Regions from separate parts of the Homo sapiens genome. Here region 1 is linked to region 2. A link is an interaction called in ENCODE POLR2A ChIA-PET data of the cell type or tissue named here. Cell type or tissue: Panc1. All regions are shown on one strand. Region 1 holds the start of LOC105374221 (a long non-coding RNA gene). Region 2 overlaps NLGN1 (neuroligin 1).

Region 1 (2,500 bases), 1.1 Mb before region 2:
TGTATTCTCCATGGAGATGCTTTCTTAAAGGAAATTATTATAGCCCCAGGAAGAAATAGTACAACATAGAGTAGAAATGAGAATACAGATGACCCTTGCACCAGATCTTGAAACATCCTTTTGTGTTTTAATGTACTAATATTTTTTATTCTTCTAGAGACAGACAATCTTGAGGCTTTGAGCCTGTCCTACATTGCTGTTGTAAAGAAATAGAGTAATATAACATATATATATATATATATATATATATATATATTTAGCATTATTGGTATTGAATGGCATTATTGAATAACTAGTGAAATCTAGAAAAAACTTAGCCTTTGTATTCAATTAAAATAGTAGGATTTTTTTTGACTGTTTTGGTTTAGATACCAAAAGATTAAATTTTCACTTTGTGATGATAATAATTTGGCAATTTAGAGTTGGACTTGTCTTTTTAAAGAGTCTAATATGTGTAAATTAAAAATTATACTTAAGGACTTTAAAAACTAGAATGATTTGATATAATCTTAGACATTAAAATATAAAAGATAGATTTAAATTTACTTTTTATAATAAAAGATTTTCCTTGATTTTGCGAATAAAGGAAGAGACCAGACAAGGAAATGCTGGTTGTAAAAAATAAGCTATACTAAAAATGGAAGCAGATTTCAAATGATACTTCTTAATTTGACATAAATATTCTGTAATTGAATCATTCTTTCTGGACCTGTGAACTTCTCTGATGTCAGTAAATGTTGCACGTGTGCAGAAAATGGAGAAAACAATCAGTCCTTGTGCCCTGTTGTTAAATGTACATTGCTGTTAATTATGCTTTCTCTGCTGTTACTCAAAAATAAGCTTTGAAATTAAGTGTTTACCTTTGGGAGTTCTAATAACTCTCTTTTGTTACTCTCACATTTATCAAGTTGTAAAGCTCATAATTTAGTTACATAAGCCAAGAGTGTAAGTGGGCAGCTCATTTTCTCTACAAACAGTAACTTATAATAATTTCTCCTTGTACTGTAGCTAAGTAAAAAGAACCCCTTGCTACCTTAGAAATCAACTTGCCCAGGATGACTGTACAAAAGAGACCATGGGACAGCAAGGAGGAGAGATATTCCGTCAAGAGGAAAAGAAAAGCAATAAAAGTAGGGGGAAACATGACCAGCAAAAAAGAAACAAAATTCATCTCCCTCATCTAAACTCAAGAGGGCCGATTCTTCTTGGTAAAATTTTAAGAGCACTCAAGGTAGCCAGAATTAAGCTGGCAGAAACTATAAACTTCAAACATTTTCGGGATGATAGAATTATGTAACTTACTTTCTTTCTCTCTTTCTTTCTCTCTCTCCTTCCTTCCTTCCTCCCTCCCTCCCTTCCTTCCTTCCTTCTCTTTCTCTCTTCCCCCCTCCCTCTCTCTCTCTCTTTCTTTTTCTCTTTCTCTTTCTTTTTTCTTTCTCTTTCTTTCTTTCTTTTTCTCTCTTTCTCTCTTTCTTTCTTTCTTTCTTCTTTCTTTCTTTCTTCTTTCTTCCTTCCTTCCTTCCTTCCTTCCTTCCTTCCTTCCTTCCTTCCTTCCTTCCTTCCTTTCTCTTTCTTGTGGAGGAGTTGGGCAAATTGTAACTTTTGAACTATGTGCTTGGTGAAAGTGGTTTACTAAGAATCTTGTCACGTGAAATTAGAAAATGTGATGATGATTATTATAGATTATCATCAAATTATTCCTTTCTTGCTTCCAGTCTTAGGGTTGACTATAATCATAGTAAATTGATTTATTTAGAAGATTAGATCTGGAAGGAACCTTAGGAATCTTACAGCCCAACTTCTTGAGATTTGGAGAGGCTTAAGAGACTTTTCTAAAGGCTTTTCTTTTGAGATGGAGTTTTGCTCTGTAGCCCAGACTGGAGTGCAGTGGTGTGATCTCGGCTCACTGCAACCTCCCACTCTGGGGTTCAAGCTATTCTCCCAGTGCAGCCTCCTGAGTAGCTGGGACTACAGGCGCCCACCACCATGCCCGGTGAATTTTTGTATTTTTAGTAGAGATGGGGTTTCACCATGTTAGTCAGGCTGGTCTTGAACTCCTGACCTCAGGTGATCCTTCTGCTTCGGCTTCCCAAAGTACTGGATTACAGGCGTGAGCCACCATGGCCGGCCTTCTAAGGACTTATTAAATGACTTTAAAAAATTCTATAGAATTTAGAATTAGAGTCTCTAATGTTATATTTCACTTTCTTTTTTGAAAATTATGACTTTACCTCGCAGGCACATAATAGGCATTTTCCAGACTCCCTTACAATGAATTGTGGCAGAATGTGGACCAATGGAATGGAGGTGGGAGAGACATTAACTTTCTTCAGGCCTGGCCCATGAAACCCTGCCTAGCATAATCCCCTATTTTCTTTTCCTGTCAGCTGCCTTAAGAAAGAGGACTCAGCCAGGCACGATCCTCACGCCTGTAATCCCAGCACTTTGGGAGGCCAAGGCAGGCAGATCATATGAGGCCAGGAGTTCGAAACCAGCATGG
Region 2 (2,500 bases):
TTTCTTGGTGTGGAAGAATAATTCAAGCGTGATTTAAACATTTTAAGACATTGATTTGAATTCCTCAGTGTAGTGTCATAGCCTGCTTCGAAAATACGTCTCATTGATTCCTGCCTCCTGATATTCTTGTTCTTGTGTGTGTAGATACTTCTTCTGGTATACAAAGTTCCTACTTACTTGCTTCTAGTGAATAGAATATGTTAAAAGTGATGAAATGTTACTTCTAAGATTACATTATTAAAAAAAAAAACAACATGACATTTCTGTTTCCCTTGTACTCTCTCCCTCTCTGGCTCTTCTCACCTGCTGTGAGGAAGACAGCCACCATGTTGTAACCTTCCCTATGGAGAGGCCTATAAAGCAGAAAACTAAAGGCAGTCTCTGACCAATAGCCGGCAAGAAACGAGACCCTCAGCTCCACAGCATGCAAGGAACTGAATCTTGCCAACAATCACATGAGTGAGCCAGAAGATCCAGCTAAGCAGCACCAAAATTTGTTATCCATAGAAACTATGATGTAATAAATATAATTGAAGTTTTGGGTTAATTTGTTACACAGCATTACTAATGCACTTGGATTTGTAAGACTGCTTTTTAAAGCAAATTTAAATAGCTAGATAACTTAATGACATTTCTGAGATCTTAAAAAAGGGTCATTACAACAGACTTGATGCCAACTTTCCCACAATACAAATAATTTGCAGGCTAATTATTTATGATCTCACTAATACAAATTTTCAGAGGAAGTTTATTTTCCTTATTTTCTTCTGTTTCCCTCATTTAGAAGAGATAATCTAATAACTAAAGTAACTTGAAAATTATGGACAGGTTTTTTTTTTAAGATTCTAAAATTATCTGCCTCAAAGGAAAAACTGAAATCATATCAAGATAAGGTATTTATTTCAAATATTTTTAAGTAAACTGTCAACCTGTTCCAAGGTTAAGTGTGGTTTTACAAAAGTTGATTCTCTTTCCTTTCACTTTTGACCCAAATATCAGTTTCATCTAACCACAGTTTTTAAATAGATTATGGAACAAGTCTCTCTCTCTCTCTCTCTCTCTCTCTCTCTCTCTCTCTCTCTCTCTCTGTGTGTGTGTGTGTGTGTGTGTGTGTATCTCATAATTTTGGTTGGTTTTAGGTTATAGATAGTTCCACTGTAGTGAAGTAAACCAGTGTGTTATCAACAAATATGTATTACATGATCTAAAGGTAAAATTATGTCTTGTTAACACTCTTTTTAAAATGCTAAACTTAAATGGGTCCTTGCTATGGGCAAGGTGTGATTTGGCAGGACCTTAAATCTAAATGACTTGTTAATGTTGGAAATTATGACCAATACACAAAGGGTTGGAACCTACAGTCTGTTCAAATGACTGTTCTGGTGTTTGATATAAAAGGAATGTAATAGTAAGTTCTTCAAATATTCTCAATGAAACTAAAGTGTTTTTCTCAGACTGTGATGCTCTTGGTGATAAAAAATAACATCAACACAAGAAAACTTACTTGACATACTTAATTTCAAATGCTTTTGCTTCTCTGTATTTCTGAATTTGTTGTTTAATAAACCTCATAAATATTTCACTGTTTCACTGAGAGAAGTTACCTTAAATAACTCCTTCAGATAAAGAAAAAAATTAAAAACAAAGTCACAAAGGAATATAGTTATATGATACTATGTTGAAAATTGTCAGGTTTGGCAAATCCTGATCATTTTTCTTCCGTTGCTGAGAGACTGAAATAAATTTGATTAATCTACCTCTCTACCTCCAAAGCTCCATTAAATTAATCAGAATACAAATGGGAATTTAGTAAAACTAGAATATATTTGAGGGGGTATATTTTTGCTGATTATAAAAGCAGTCTGAACTGTAATAACTTTTATTTCTACCAACTATTTAGAAATAGTTGATCAATAATTGCAAATTCAATACCCAGAATTGATTTCCTTCCTTGTTAAATTAGAGAAGGTATTTACAGTGGCATTTGTTTACAAAATGCAGCTTAAACATCTGCTTCCAAAGTCGGTGTTTTCTTTCTTCTACCGTTACTGAGTCAGATGAAGTCTTAACTGCTGTCAACGTAGGCAGATCTGAGTACATTTCTATGAAAATACTTGTCCTCAGGTCTCCTCTACTCTGATGGGCACAGGATGTTCCACTGGAGGAATTTCATCGGACAAAGTTTTCACAAATCTGTGCAGATCAGTTCTATTTAGTACTTTAAGTCCCCTGTTATACCCTGTACCAGGGCCCCCTGATGACTAAACTTAGATATCCTTTAAAAATGGAATGATCAGATTCAACTATTTGAAGAAAATACTTTGGGGCACCTGGGGAAAATTCAAAAGGACGTAAATATTAAAGAAAGTAAAATGTGGAATGTTCAAGTACAGAGAATTGTCTTGAGAATCAGGACACAGAAGTTTTCTAGTATCTGTTCTACGAATAGCATACCCTAGTTCTTTAAAGTAATATAGGATCTCCTCTCAACAGGCTGGCC

Evidence for each region. ChIA-PET counts read pairs that join two places held together with the same protein. Peaks named below come from ENCODE experiments on the same cell type or tissue, not always from the same donor. Only the 100,000 strongest peaks of a DNase experiment are listed, where the experiment ranks them.
Region 1: POLR2A ChIA-PET joins it to region 2 with 7 read pairs; 2 of 35 experiments call an interaction of 5 or more read pairs at or near these places.

What each region holds. Positions count from the first base shown.
Region 1 is chr3:172,959,564-172,962,063 of GRCh38, forward strand. The region is part of intron 5 of SPATA16 (spermatogenesis associated 16); the gene reads right to left. LOC105374221 (a long non-coding RNA gene) reads left to right here and starts at 961. Exons shown (of 3, transcript XR_001741022.1): 1 at 961-1,231. In Panc1, no CTCF peak of the experiment used is centred here; a DNase peak (open chromatin) is centred at 995.
Region 2 is chr3:174,065,478-174,067,977 of GRCh38, forward strand. All of the region lies in intron 4 of NLGN1 (neuroligin 1), which reads left to right. Among named protein-coding and RNA genes, the nearest start is that of NLGN1-AS1, 150 kb to the left of the region's middle. In Panc1, no CTCF peak of the experiment used is centred here; no DNase peak of the experiment used is centred here.